2 separate regions of the Homo sapiens genome follow, and region 1 is linked to region 2. Evidence: chromatin loops called from intact Hi-C (ENCODE). Cell type or tissue: dorsolateral prefrontal cortex. All regions are shown on one strand.

The links. A loop is a pair of places that touch in the nucleus more often than their neighbours do. Peaks named below come from ENCODE experiments on the same cell type or tissue, not always from the same donor. Only the 100,000 strongest peaks of a DNase experiment are listed, where the experiment ranks them.
Region 1: it touches region 2 in a loop (8-fold over the local background); 45 of 110 quality-filtered maps call a loop at or near these places.

The regions. Positions count from the first base shown.
Region 1 is chr21:32,992,409-33,000,408 of GRCh38, reverse strand. No RefSeq gene overlaps it. Among named protein-coding and RNA genes, the nearest start is that of OLIG2, 30 kb to the left of the region's middle. In dorsolateral prefrontal cortex, a CTCF peak has its summit at 5,860 (motif pointing left); no DNase peak of the experiment used is centred here.
Region 2 is chr21:33,123,558-33,131,557 of GRCh38, reverse strand. LOC101928107 (a long non-coding RNA gene) reads left to right here and starts at 7,858. Exons shown (of 3, transcript NR_109961.1): 1 at 7,858-7,946. In dorsolateral prefrontal cortex, a CTCF peak has its summit at 4,047 (motif pointing right); DNase peaks (open chromatin) are centred at 4,057 and 4,787; H3K4me3 peaks cover 1,088 bases; H3K27ac peaks cover 4,490 bases; H3K27me3 peaks cover 534 bases.

The sequences.
Region 1 (8,000 bases), 130 kb after region 2:
AAGGAAAGCCTCAAGTTAAGATTAGTAGAGCAGGAAGAGCAAGCCAGTCTGAGTCCCAGTGGACATGGCTGGTCAAGCAACCACTCTAGCCCTACACTGCTTACCTCGTGCTTTCTTGCTATGTGAGGACAATAACCCTCTTGGAGGTCTCGACCACACTGGTAAGGTTTTCTGGGTCAAACATAATCCTTACTCTTAAGGCAGCTTAAATAAAGTGACAAAACTATTGATGAGCATTTTTTACTCTCAAATGACCAGAAATCACTTACCTAGGAATTGACGAGAGAATACTTATTTCGTTTTCATTGTCTAGATGGCCACTTTATTAACAACATGGCCTAATCCTTCAATAAGAGAAATCACTGGTTGATTCTATCCCAAATTACTCCATGTAAGGAAAGAGATTAAGGTTGAAGTGACTCCTGTACAGTACTTTGAGAGTATATTGTGCAGGATTCCCTTTGAGACTCTTCAATTCAGTATTTACTTATCTGTCCTTTCAAGATTGATTAGCAATTATTTATGGCAAAGATAAAGCAGCCAAACTGTGAGAGGAGCATTTCTTGGAATAGTGATTTATTATTTATTAACATCAGAAATATTCAGTTACAAAATTTGAGCAAGAGAGAAAAATGTAAGAGGAAAACAGCAAATTATCTGAAATCCTACCATCAGCATAACCAGAGTTAATATTTGCTATAGAACAGTCCAGGTCTTTCTTTGTGCATATGGCCCAATAGATGGATAGAAAAGGGGAGTGTGTGTGTGGTGTGTGGTGTGTGGTGTGCAGTGTGTGTGTGTGTGTGTGTGTGTGTGTGTGTGTCAGAGAGAGAGAGAATTGGCTTGTCCATTTTTATTTTTAAAAACTGTTGGGATTTTGTGGAATCTATAGATCAATTTGGGGAGAACTTACATCTTAATCCTGAGTCTCCTGATCCATAAATATGGTATACTTCTCCATTTATTTAGGGCTTCTTTAGTTTCTCTCAGAAGCGTTTTATAGTTTTCAGCGTATAGACCCTCCACATCTTTCATCAGATTTATACCTAAACATTTTTATGATATCATAGAAGGTATTAATTCCCAACTATTCGTTGTATATAGAAATACAATTGATTTTTAAAATATTGACCTTGTATCCTGCAACCTTGCTAAGTTCACTTGTTAGGTCTAATAGTCTTGTTTAATAGATTCTTTAGGATTTTCTCCATCAATGATCATCTTTAAGGAATAAGCCAGTCACAAAAGGAAGTACTTATTTCTTCCTTTCCTATATGAATGTCTTTTTTTTTCCTTGCCTTTTCCCCATGGGTAGAATCTTTACCACAATATTGATTAGGAGTGGTGAAAACAGATATTCTTGCTTGATTTCCAATCTTAGGGAGAAAGTATTCATTCTTCGTTGTTAAATATGATACAAACTGTTGGTTTTATTAATAAATTTCCTTTATCAGATTGAGGAATGTCCCTTCTATTCCTAGGGTTTGTGAGTTTCTATCAGGAATGCATGTTGCATTCTGTCAAGTGCCTTTTTTACATTTATTAAGATGATCATATGGTTTTTCCTTTCTAATCTGTTAATATGATGAATTATATCTATGTCTTTTCAAAATGTAAACCAACCTTGCATTCCTGGCATAATCCCCACTTGGTTATGATGTATTATCTTTTCTACATATTATTGAATTTAAATTTTTATGTCTATATTCAGGAGGGATATTAGTCTGTAGAGAATATTAACAGTCCTATTTTATTATTAAGAAAATTGGAGCACAAAATGATTAATAAACATTCTACAACATTAACAGCTAACTTTCAGGGCCAGGATTTGAACTAAAGTCTGTCTATTTTGAAAAATTTTACATTTTCCGTTGTAACATACTCTTTCTCAACTAAAATGGTGCAAGGGCTACACTTAGTTTTTAAGCATCCTCATTGATGAAGCAAACCAACCAACCAAATAATGACGTTCTGTAGAGAAAAATAAACTTTTTCTTCTGGTCTCTCTGTAACCAAATATGTGGGAGTATCTCCCCACACATGAAGCAAGCAATCAATTCTGTTGCAGATATCAGCTGAGTGTCATCCTGGAACTCAGTTCAATTCTGATACTATCTGCCTGGAAATAGTATCAGATCCTACAGATTGAGCATTCAGCCCCACATGACTGCTCCCCACTTCCAATGACAATTCCAAGCCTCAAGTTGTTTACTTGTGCCTCTGACAATTGGCTGTAAATTGGGGGTTCCCAAAACCCTTCCTTGAATTTGATTAATTTGCTAGAGTGGCTCACAGAACTCAGGGAAACACTTACTTTACTGGTTTATTCTAAAGGACATTACAAAAGAATTACAAAGGATATAGATGAAGAGAGGCACAGGACAAGGCATGTGTATTAGTCTGTTCTCACATTGCTAATAAAGACATATCCAAGGCTGGGTAATTTATAAAGGAAAGAGATTTAATGGACTCACAGTTCCACATGGCTGGGAAGGCCTCACAATCATGGCAGAAGGCAAGAAGGAGCAAGTCACAGCTTATGTGGATGGCAGCAGTCAATGAAAGAGAACTTGTGCAGGGGAACTCCTTTTTATAAAATCATCAGATCTCATGAGACTTACTCCCTATCACGACAACAACATAGGAAAGATTCACCCCCATGATTCAATTACCTCCCACTGGGTCCCTCCCATGACAGGTGGGAATTGTGGGAGACAATCAACCAGTGATTTCTCTTATTGAAGGATTAGGCCTTGATACGAGATGAGATTTGGGTGGGGACACAGCCAAACCATGACAGTATGGGTGAAGGGACATGGTACTTTCATGCCCTCCCCGGGTGCTCCACCCTCGAGGAACTGCAACCTGTTCAGCTATTGGGAAGCTCTCCAAACTCATTCCTTTGGAGGTTTTTATGGAAGATTCAGTGTGTAGGCATGATTGGATAAATCACTGGTCATTGGCAATCAACTTAACCTTCAACCCCTCTCTCTTCCTCAGGGGTTGGAGCTTGGGCTGAAAGTCCCAACTCTAATCCTGAATTGATCTTTTTAGTGAGCAGCCACCTTCCTGAAGCTACCTATAGGCCCCCAGCTACCAGTCAACTCATTAGCTTCAACAATGAAGGGGGCCAGCCCCTCCACACCTGTGGGTATTTCTCATCAGGTGGGACAAGAGACTGAGAAAAGAAATAAGACACAGAGACAAAGTATAGAGAAAAAACAGTGGGCCCAGGGAACCAGCGCTCAGCATATGGAGGACCCACACCGGCACCGGTCTCTGAGTTCCCTCAGTACTTATTGATTACTGTTTTCACTATCTCGGCAAGAGGAATGCGGCAGGAGAACAGGGTGATAATGGGGAGAAGGTCAGCAGGAAAACTTGTGAGCAAAAGAATCTGTGTCATAAATAAGTTCAAGGGAAGGCACTATGCCTGGATGTGCACGTAGGCCAGATTTATGCTTCTCTCCACCCAAACATCTCAGTGTAGCAAAGCGTAACAGAGCAGCATTGCCGCCAGCATATCTCGCCTTCAGCCACAGGGCAGTTTTCTTCTATCTCAGAATAGAACGAATGTATGATTGGGTTTTACACCGAGACATTCCATTCCCAGCGACATGCAGGAGATGGAGGCCTTCCTCTTAACTCAACTGCAAGAGGCCTTCCTCTTTTACTAATCCTCCTCAGCACAGACCCTTTACGGGTGTCGGGCTGGGAGACGGTCAGGTCTTTCCCTTCCCACGAGGCCGTATCTCAGGCTGTCTCAATGGGGGGAAACCTTGGAGAATACCCAAGCTTTCTTGGGCAGAGGTCCCTGTGGCTTTCCGCAGTGCATTGTGCCCCTGGTTAATCGAGAATGGAGAATGGCGATGACTTTTACCAAGCATACTGCCTGTAAACATATTGTTAACAAGGCACATCCTGCACGGCCCTAGATCCCTTAAACCTTGATTCCATACAGCACATGTTTCTGTGAGCACAGGGTTGGGGCTAAAGTTACAGATTAACAGCAAAACAATTTTCTTGGCACAGATCAAGATGGAATTTCTTATGTCTTCCTTTTCTGCATAGACACAGTAACAGTCTGATTTCTCTTTCTTTTCCCTACAAATAAGACACACCACTTTGAAGAGTCCAAGGATGTTGACGTTAAGTGTTGTATGCCAGGAAACAGGGAGGAAGGCCAAATATATATTTTGTAATATCACGTATGTAAACAAATAATATATAAAATTTACATTTATTTATTCCCATCAATTACCAACATATTTAACACTACATCTAATGTAAGGCTTATTGGCTGAATACTGGATACTGGATACTTTGCAAAGGGAAGCAATCATTAGTCACATTGCTCAGTCCTTTCACACTCTGTGGACCTTCAGCAGCTCAGCAGCTGCCTGAAGTTCTCCATTGCTACAAGGTCAGACATTGTTTATCTCACATTTTAGAGGCCACTTCTGCAGGTAACCCAAGCTTAGGTCTACAAAGTAAAGAATTCTCCCTCTTCTCTCCAAGAAAAAACACACAGTGGTAGTTACAGCCTGGGATTATGTCCTGGGATCAGTCATGACGATTCACTCAATTAAACAGCAAATATTTACAGAAGGCCTATTACGTGCCAGGCACTATTCTGGGTCCTGGGGATACAATGGTAACACAATTGACAAATTCTTGCCTTCATAGATCTTATATTCTAGCAAGTGACAGAGTAACACATCTAGTTCAGTTTAGGGACAAATATACTGGAACACTTGAATGGGAAGAAGGGCTGAAGGGGATGGGTTACAATGTATGTCTGCATCTATTGAAACCCTCTCCAGGTAGCACAGCCCTCTCAGGAAAGAAGCAAAAGGTATTCCTTCCTGGTGGATGCCAAGCTCTAAGACTTCCCTTATTATTTGTTTGTTCATTAAGCTTTGAATTACAGTAATATTCAGACAGTCAAAAGTAGAGAGTATAATACAAAGAACAATCAAGTACTCATCAATCAGCTTTGATATATATCAATACAGGATAATCTTGTTCTTCTATATCTGCCTCTGTTCCCACTGTTCCTGGATAATTTGTAGTGAGCCCAGACATTAAGTACTGTTATTTATAAACGTTTCAGTATGCATCTCTAATAGATAATCATTATTTTTAAAAAATCACAATATTTTTATTATACTTAAAAATATTAATCCCTTAATATTATTAAATATTGTCATGTTTATATTTTCCTGGTTGCTTTATATTTTAAAAAATTGATTGTTTGAACCAGAACTGAAATAAGATTCCTACTTTGCATTTGCTTGAAATGACTTATAAATCTCTTTTCTTTATACATTTCCTCTTCTTTCTTTCTTTTTAACCCCTCCATTTTTGTTGTTGAAAAAACGGAGCCATTTGACTTAGAATTTTCCACAGTCCGGAATTCATTGCGTCCCACAGTGTCATTTAACATGCTCTTCTGTCCTTTGTATTTCTATGATTTCTTACATCAGTGTCTTTCTCCAGACCTTTCTTTTTATATTTCTAGTTATTTTCTAAACTGTGCCATCCCTCTTTTCAAGCATTTTTTTTCTCCAGTCACCTTATTTCTGAGCTTTTTTTCTAATTCTGAGGTATGTTATTCTTTCATAGCTTCTATCATTTTCTTAATTTTCTTTAACTTGTTTCATAATATTTGAAATGTTTTGTGGGCATTCCTTTTGGACACGCTTTCATCGTTTTGTAGGAATTTTTTCTGCTCTTTCTTTTCATTTTTTCCTTCTTAACTTTTTATAAGTTTTTACCACAATGCTTTTCTGTTGTTTATTTTCTAAATGAAATGAATTTTCCTATACTTTTAGGAGTGAAGGGTATGCTGGGGCAACCTTTCCAGTTCAAAGGCTCTAGAGCTCCCTCTCCTGTTCCTTTCGCAAGGAAATAAAACAAAAATCTCCAAAGGTTTTGAGAGCTGCCTCTTCTGCTCTGCCCACCCCCATCCCATTTATCTGGATCTTTTTTCCTTGCCTGTATTGATCTGCCCAGATACTCATCAGTGCAAGGCTTTGTATTGGAAGAGACTCTGTTCACTTTGAGGGCATATGGAGCTCAAATCACCCCGACACCATCAGACCTTATTGTATCACAGTCCTCTTGCACTTAGCCATGCATTGGGTTTTCAGATAGCTCTCCTGGTTTTGGTTGCTGTACTCAGATGGTCTTGCTGTGCCCTCTGGTGAATACCTGCAGGTGATTGTGTGATTCTCAAGCTCTCAGTATCTTCAGAACCACAGTTTTTATCACGTGTCTTCTTCCGGCACTAATGCTGCCACCACACAGTTCTTGAACTGTAAATGCTTTGCCCAGACCTGTTAGTATTTGGTGTCTGGGAGGATTACCTCACTACCAGCTCTGTTGTGGATACTGTCCATGGCTCTTTTCGCTTTGCTATTCTAGTTGCTCTTTCTATTTTACAGGGAGATTTGGGAAGATTCTAAGACTACCTAGCCATTTCTTTTCCCCTTTTTAATTCTTCTTGGTACTCAGTGCTACAGTTTGAGTGTTTGCCTCCCTCCTTAAATTCATGTTGAAACCTAATCCCCACTGCCATAGTATTAGGCGATGGGGCCTTTAAGAGGTGGTTTATGTCATGAGGGCTCCACCTTCATGGATGGGATTAGTGTTCTTATAAAAGGGTTTGAGGGAGTCTGTTAGTTCCTTTTTGCCCTTCTACTGTCTGAGGACACAGGAAAAGGTGCCCTCTGTGGAGCAGAGATGGAGGCTTCACCAGACACAAAATCTGCTGGCACCTTGATCTTAAACTTTCCAGCCTCCAGAACTGTGAGACATAAATTTCTATTATTTATAAATTACCTAGTCTAAGATATTTTGTTAGAGCAGCCCGAATGGACTAAGACACCCAGTGATCAGTGCAGATTGGTTAGAAGTTTAACTCAATGAAATATTCCAACTTGGGAACAGGTTTTTCTCACAGGACCTGGGAGCCATGACCCTTCCTTCATTTGGTGCCCTTGAGAAGGTAGCTAAGGCAAGAAAAAGTAGACAGAAGGACTGCCAAGGGTCAGCTGTTGGGTGGGGCATGGCTCTTAGAACCTGCCTCAAGGCCAAGTTGTTGAGTCCTGCCTCTGACACCTCCCTTCTCCTTTGCTGGTCAGGCTCTCAAAAGGAGACAAATAATCACACAGGAAGAGAAAAGAAAACAGCGCTAAAAACAAAAGTTCCCTCTCTCACCTTATACAAAAATCAACTCAAGATGGATCTAAGACCTGAAACTAAAAATTCTGGAAGATAACATTGGAAAAACTCTTCTAGACATTGGCTTAGGCAAGGATTTCATGACCAAGAACCCCAAAGAAAATGCAATAAAACAAAAATAAATAGCTGGGATTTAATTAAACTACAGAGCTTTTGCACAGCAAAACAGTCAGCAGAGTAAACAGACAACCCACAGAGTGGGAGAAAATCTTCATAATCTATACGTCTGACAAAGGACTAATATCCAGAATCTACAACCAACTCAAACATGTTAGCAAGAAACAAACAAACAAATAATCCCATCAAAAAGTGGGCTAAAGACATGAATAGACAATTCTTAGAAGATATACAAATGGCCAACAAACATATGAAAAAATGCTCAACATCAGTAAGGATCAGGGAAATGCAAATCAAAACCACAAGGCAACACTACCTTACTCCTGCAAGAATGGCCATAATCAAAAAAACAAAAAATAATAGATGTTGGCGTGGATGCGGTGAAAAGGGAACACTTCTACACTGCTGGTGGGAATGTAAACTAGTACAACCACTATGGAAAACAGTGTGGAGTTTTCTTAAAGAACTAAAAGTAGATCTACCATTTGACCCAGTAAGCCCACTACTGGATATCTACCCAGAGAAAAAGAAGTCATTATACAAAAAAAGATACTTGCACACGCATGTTTATGGCTGCACAATTCACAATTGCAAAATCATGGAACCAACCCAAATGCCCACCAATCAATGACTGGATA
Region 2 (8,000 bases):
GAGGGACAAAAAGAACAATAGCGTTGACAGGGATACGTGGCAAGACAAGCCTATTTCACCTGGACTTTCCTGCTGAACTCCAGACCTTATGAAAGCTCTGATAACAGCTGGGACATCTGGTCGTGCAATCCGTGGTGAGGAAGGAGAATCCAGGCATTCTTTTAGCCCAGTAGTGAATTCGAGCGATGCCAGAGGGGAGTCATCTTGGCAGTGTGATACTCCCAGGGAGTAGGAGTAGGAGGATGTGGCGTGGCGGGGGCTGTGAGAGTGCCTGTGCAGGCTGCGAGGGGTGCCAGGGTGGCACTGTATACACACTGAAGGACAGGTCCAATAACCAATACGGGGTGTCTGTAGATTCTGAATGCATAGAAAACAACATTATGATTATTACTTTACAGACTGGAGATGGCTTTAATAATATTATATATATTTAACTGTTTCTGGACCTTATGAACATCATGTATGTTAAGGTCGATGAGGGAACCAGGTTTCTCATCAATGAAGAAGGGAGTTACACATGTGGAAGGGAAAAATCCTAGAATAAGCCCTTTGGTGTTGGACTGGAATTGGAAGTGTCAGTGTCAACTCGTATATAAATGTAGCCTAGTTCCGTTCACTGGGAGGGCCTGGGAACAGTGCCACCCGGGAGCAGACAATACATCAGTGCTCAGATCTTGGTTCCTAAAGTCCCCACTTAAAGGAACCCAAACTCCTTGGAGAAATGGTCAATTCCAAGGCTGGATGAGGAGTCAGGGAAAGTACAAGATGAAGCTAGAACGTCTTGTGCCAGGAAGTAAAGAAGGGCTCAAAGAATTATAGGCACATGTCCGGAGAACCCAGAAGCCAGAGTGAAGGAGCTCCTACCGGCCAGAACTGGGATAATTGAGGCATAAAAATGAATAACGATAGGAGCAGAGTATCACCTGATAAGTAAAATAAGTACGCTTGAGTTCCTACCGATATAAACAAACAGATGAATGTATAAGTGGAAAAAGCAGAATTCTAACTAATATGGCGGGGCACAGTGGCTCACAACTGAATCCCAACACTTTGGGAGGCTGAGGTGGGAGGGTTGCTTGAGCCTAGGAGTTTGAGACCAGGCTGGGCAACATAGTGAGACCCTATCTCTACACAAAAATTACTAATTCCAACTAATAAATATTAGGAAAGTGATGGAATTAGAAAATCATTTATTGGCAACCATCATAATCATCCAACGAAGAAACACTGGTGGATATTAAAAACAGTGAGTGAAGTCTGATGAGGAATGGGATATTTGCAAAGGCTCACGTACCTCCCCACAAGATCCTTGTATGTTACAAAGGGGGAAAAAAGTAACTTTACAGCGGAGGCACATGGACAACATCACCTTCATTATTTCGTTTACATGTAAGTCACCAGGACTGGGGTAAATTAAAATTGTGTGCCACTTGGCCAGATACAAGATGAACCCAGCATCACTTCTATGATGATGTTTCTGCCAAAGACATCCCTGACCCTCATAATAAGGCATCACCTGAAAAACCTACACTAAGGAACATCTACGGAATAATTGGCCTATTATTGTCAAAAGTGTCAAGGTCATGAGAGATAGAAACTGTTCTAGATTGAAGGAGACTAAAGAGATGGGACAACTCTGTGTGATGAGCAATCCTGGATTGGGTCCCTTGCCTATAAAAGTTTAGTGAGATTGAAACAACTAGAGAAGTGTGGATGGCATTTGAGAATGAGATGATAGTATGTACCGATGTTAATTTCTTCATTTTGGTGGTTGTATTTAGATCATGAAAGTGGGTGACTTTCACAATCATAGGAGATACACATTAAAGTATTTTAGGGTGATGGGCATCATGTCAGCAACTTATTACTCAAGTGAATTAGGAAAAACAGGTCTTTGCATTATTCTTGCAACATTTCTAAAATTTTAAAATTATTTAGAAATCAAAAGGGAGGCCGGGCACGGTGGCTTACACTTGTAATCCCAGCACTTTGGGAGGCTGAGGCGGGCGGATCATGAGGTCAAGAGATCGAGATGAGCCTGGCCAACATGGTGAAACCCCGTCTCTACTAAAAATACAAAAATTAGCTGGGCGTGGTGGGATGTGCCTGTAGTCCCAGCTACTCAGGAGGCTAAGGCAGGAGAATCTCTTGAACCCGGGAGGCAGAGGTTGCAGTGAGCCGAGATCACACCACTGCACTCCAGCCCGGGCGACAGAGTGAGACTCCATCTCAAAAATAATAATAATAATAATAATAATAATAATAATAAAATAAATAAGAAAAATAAAAAAGAAAAAGGGAAATTATTTTGTAAAAATCTACAAGTTAACATGTAACATCAGAATCTGGGCCCAATAATGAATGGGTCAAGCAAAGGCATATCCCCTGGGGAATGTGATGACCCTGAGTGCTCCAGGCTGGCACTGAAGGGCAGTCCTCCCTTGCTTTATTTCCAAGTGTCAGGCATGTTTTTATAACAGGGTAGAGTTGTCTCTTCTTTTCACATGGATGACCAGATGGTGCTCCCCGAGAGTCGAGAGCTGAGGTTATGTCCATACCTACTGGGGTAGCGGGAACAAGTTGCCTAGAAAAGCCACTGAGAGATCTCTATCTACCTGCAGACTCTGTGTATAGTGAAGACTCGGTATGTCCCCCAAAGTTGAAGAAAAGGCAATGGGTATATTCTGTGGGGTGCAATGTGTCTTACTGGGCAATAGCAACATGGATTATGAACAATAGCTCCCACCTCACCCAGGACACTCGACTCACTGCCATGGGGATTCTACATTTGTTTGGAGAAGTAGAGGTGCAGCTGGAAGAAGAGGAAGTGGGAGCATTATAAAGAGGGTTATAAAAGGTTTTTTGAGCAAGGCAGAGGAAATGAGACTTGATGGAGCAGGCACGGAAAGTCATTGCTGATTCCTGAATAGGGTTCAATATATTGACAATGGCATTGAAAGGGATTAAGAAGCCTGACCCTGAGCAGTCTGCTAGGCTAACCCTTATTTTCCAAGGGAGAGGGGGTGGGCATTGTCAAATTCTCTTGATTAAACAAGTTGATTCAGAATGAATGAATTAACGCATTTTGGTTGTTGTGAGAATTAAATGAATGAACACATGGAAAATCAGCACAGTGCTGAGAACAATACATGTTAGACACAAAAACACATGGGAAGCCCCCAAACTAGAGCTGGGCATATAAGAAGCCACTTCCCAAACGTGCCGAAAAACTCTACCCAACCCAAAACCCAAGCATCTAAAGATACGGCATTGGCCACTTTCTCCACCATCACTAGTGCTGTGGCCTCTTTATTTGCAATGGTGCTTTCTCTCCAAGGAATTCCAAGGTTCTTACAAACTTTAAATTACCCAGGGGAAATGAATCCTCACAAGCAAGAAAGCAAAATAAAGTGCCTCAACCAAAATAAACTCCCTCCACCTCTCTGTCTCCCTCTGCGCCCACCTCCTCACCTAAAATAACCCAGGTCAACTCTGCTCGCCTGCTCTGTCGTCGCCCGTGCCAGCCTTGGCTTCACTCCTGTCATCAGCTGACCCAAGATGATTGCTAATGAACCCTGTGCCCTCTCATCAGCAGGGTTTCTTTGGAGAAGTCCAGAAAGGTGCTTGAAAAAGGCCAGTGCCTCTTTGTTATTTTAATGACCGCTCTGTGACTTCAACCACTTAGAATCCAAATCCATCCTGTTTGCAGGGAACAGGATTCTCCTGTCGCAATGTCTGATCTTGATGAAGGCTTCTCGAAGCTTTGGATCTGCTAAGATCACACACAGTATTGGTGGTTATTGGTTTCTTGGGAGAAGCAGCTCCCCTGATGATAAAACTCCCACAGAGAGACCTGACTTCGCCAAGACCAAGTTCAAGACAGAGGGATGGCCGTGAGACTTGAGCTGGGATTGCAACAGCTGCTCTCGATAGTGTGTTCAAAATTCTATAACTGGAGATGGATGATACAGATATGTCCATTTCCAGGTTGCCAGCGGTTATCTGAGACACCCCAGTACCCTCTGGGTTTGCAACCCTCTGGCCAGTAAGGGGCGCTGTTGATTGAGGGACTGTGGCTGGAAGCTACGAGGGGGAAAAGAAGTGACCAGCAGATGTGGTCTGTGTTCCTGGTTCCTTAGAGACTTCCCTCTTTGGAGGACGATCTGATTAGAGCTGGAAAACTCAAACAAGCGGCTTCAACCCCAGCAGCCTCACTCTGCTATGTACTCTCGGAACAGAAACCGATCCCCACGGCAGTCTTTTCTCCGGACTGTGCAGAGGGCTCCAGGCCACCACAAGAGGCATCACTGTGATTGGTCCAGGCTGCAAACTGCTGCGTGCTTGTCCCATTTTCCTTCACTATTTCGTGTTTATTTATCTCTGACAACGATCGTGGCTGCATCTGATCCTTTCTTGCGGCCACTGTCACTACTCCCCCATACTGAAATCTACCAGGCACTTGGTTTGATAGACTACTAAAATAGTTAACGAAAGTCCTCAAATTTTGTGTGTTGGGGAGGCAGGAGACAGAAAAAATAGAGAAAGAAAATAATCTGAAGATATTGCATTCCATATTTATCCTGCGTGTCATGGGACCTATATTTGTAATTGCGTAATGTATACATATATATATATATATATAAAACATATATCCAAAAAAAAAAAAAAACCAAAAAACAAAAAAAACCTCTCCCAGGCCCCATTTTGCTGGAGTTTTAAAGACAAAGTGCCTCTGTGCTGAGACAGGAGCTGGGAGGCACTGTGCCCAAAGGCAGGAGGTTCATTCCTGTGTCGAGCTCTTCCCCTGCAAGCGAGGCCTGTGTTCGTGGGAGGGCACTTAGAGACACCCTCAAGAAAGGGCTATAGAAGTGCAAATTATTAATAGACATTATTCCAGTGATGCTCACTTAAAACCTCATTGGCAGCAGATGAAACAGTGGAGGCCTCTTGCCATTTGCTCGGATTTCTCCTGCTGTTCTCCCTCGAACGAGGACTGCAGCAAACATGAGATGTTTGAAAACTCAGCATATCTGCATTTTTTCTGGTTTTATGGGTCAAGGGAGGGAACGCTGGTTTTGAGGGAAAGGTGCATTTTCTTGAGTTGGCGGTGAACAAGTTAAATGAATACTGTCCCCCCTTCTTTTTTTGAGGTTATATTTAAAGATAAAAGTGTCCCTATTAACATGCAGATTTGGATATCCATTTGCAAAGAACAGAGTTATTTCAGATGCTGTATGGGAATCCTTTTTGTGCTTGTATCTTTGGGGGCGGAAAGTCCAGCTGCCTCTTCTAAGATTGCCCATAACTCTTCAGATGTCAACAAATCATTGAAAGGTGTCAGAATGGGGGAAATGAAAGATAATTATTCCAGCCGTGGAGAGCTACTTTGAAAGTGAATAGAATCTGTCAGATCGTCTTTTGAAAACGGCAGTTGGCTGCTTGTCTTGGCCATATTAAATGGATATATCTGGAGCCCAGTGAGGTTGTTTGAGATGGCAGTAATCAGCTTAAGTTGGTTTTGGTGGAGAAAAAAAAAAAGCACTAGAAACGGGGCAATTACTGAGTTGGCGTGGAACAGACGCCCTGATATGGTGATGCCGGGGATTTCTATTCAGTTCTTAAAAAAATGGAATCTTACATTCTTTGTGAATGAATAAAGAGCAAAGTCCATAAGGACTTGGTAATTTCCAGATGGGGTGGGTGTGGGGCAGCAGGGGAGCCTTCAAGGGGATCCTGTGGCCTGGATGAGTGCATGGGCCACACTTGGAAGAGAGGATAATTCAGTTTCTTCCCAGGGACTGAACTGGGAACCGGAGGACAGACAGACCTTGGCTGAATGAGATGGATGTGGGGTGTTGATGCCAAAATGAAGCCTCATCTGACTTGGTTCATGTCCCCAAGTGGCACAGCAACAAGGAAGCAATTTTGGACAAATGTCCAGCTTTATATAAAAGTAGAGTTGTTCCTGCTTCCCCTTATCCAAAGCCAGATTCTGGGGAACCTGAACTTCCCAGTTTGTGGAAGAAACATCAGATCCAACGTAGAGAGGGTCAGGAGAGGGATTGCCTGGGCCTTACTTCCCCCAGACCTCAGACCTAGACTTTAGGTGCTCTCCCGGAGTGCAGCTGCGCATAAGGTCTCTAGAAACATAGTCCATTGCTTGCACTGGGCTCACACGCCAGGTCACGCTGACATGCATGATGAAAGAGGGTTTTTTTTGTAAGCCCTGTAGTTGTTCTGTGGATAATATAGCTGGATTTTCATTGTGTTTCTATGTTAGAAGTAAATCTTTAAAATAGATGACAATTTGCCTATTCCTGTTAAAGCATTTCTTCATTTGCTAACATAATGCAAGCCCCCTGTGGTCTGCGCTGCTGGCTCTGGGGGAACAGGGCAAAACAAGCTCTTCCGGTCACAGGAGCTTGGGCCAGATGGCTGGGTGGCTTCGCAGTCCGTGGCACGAGTCTCCATGGCTCCTGACCACAGACACTTGCCTGCCACCAAAACAAGGAAGAGCTTTCCTGCCCCACCTCTCTTTTCATATTTGGGGCCAGTTGGGTGGGGAGAAACCTTACCACATGCGGCCTGTGTACTGCAGTCTGGTGGGGTAGCAAGGTCCTGCTGTGCACAGGTCAGGCCCCAGGTGTCCTCCTGCCCTCCACCCGGCCACTGACATTTTAATATTTAGAAAACCTGCCCCAAACAGGCAGCTCTTCCAGCGGGGGACCCTGCTTGCTACCAGGAAGGAGGGTGCATTTGGGGTACCTGACCCTCTGCTGCGTTTCTGCAGAAACATGCCACCCCCTTCGGAGTTTTGGCCAGGGATTGTCAACCTCTTGCCGTACCAGTGACCGCTATCACAGGAGAAGCACCTTCTCAGAATTCCAGGGGCTTGGCAAGCGATATAGCCTGTTTTCTCTGCTTTGCCAATAGATTCTTCATTGTCCTGTCCTCCTTTGCTAAAGGGAGGTAGGGCAGTACAAAATTTTTCTGATTCAACATGTGTGGATTCCACATTAATTCTTTTTTTTTTTTTTTTTTGAAACAGAGTCTCACTCTGTTGCCTAGGCTGGAGTGCAGTGGCACAATCTCAGCTTACTGCAGCAACCTCTGCCTCCCAGGTTCAAGCAATTCTCCTGCCTCAGCCTCCCAAGTAGCTGGGATTAATTAATAGGCCTGCACCACCACACCTGGCTAATTTTTGTATTTTTAGTAGAGATGGGGTTTCCCCCATGTAGGGCAGGGGGGTCTTGAACTCCTGGCTTCAAGTGATCTGCCCACTTCGGCCTCCCAAAGTGCTGGGATTACAGGCCTGAGCCACCAAGCCCAGCATGATTCCACATTAATTCTTACCCACACATTTTTGAGCCCATGGCCAGCCCTGACACACTGGCTTTATCCCATCGGATGTAAGATGTGATTGGTCGGCTCACTGACCTGTTTATATTTGTTTATATATTTTTTACTCATCGAGGGTCTCCCTGCAGGGGTCGGTCTTCAAAAGAAGATCCAATGAGGACTCAGAGTGTTGGTACCCAGGCTTGGAAAGGTAAGGCCCCTCTGACAGTTTCTCTACCTCAGCTTTTGTTTTCATTGGTCAATGCCGACATCATTTGGGATGAGTCACTCCTTTGATGGCAGCTTCCTCAGGGTACTGGGCTCTGCACCCAGTGCCCAGGGACCCTGGTTCTGGTTGGCTGGCCTCTGTCAGCAGTTTCCTGATTGCCCTTGGGTGAGTTGTTTGCCTTGAATGGCTTCTGGGTGATTTTGTATAAGAAAAAATCTCTTTCCCCTTTAAGGCATATAAGAACTTTGGTCACAGGGCAAAACAAAGGAAAGCTCTATTTGTCAGTGGCTGGGTGGAGGGCAGGAGGACACCCGGGGCCTGACCTGTGCACAGCAGGACCTTGCTATCCCACCAGACCGGAGTACACAGGCTGCATGTGGTAAGAAGTTTTCTCCCCACCCGACTGGCCCCAAATATGAGAAGAGAGGTGGGG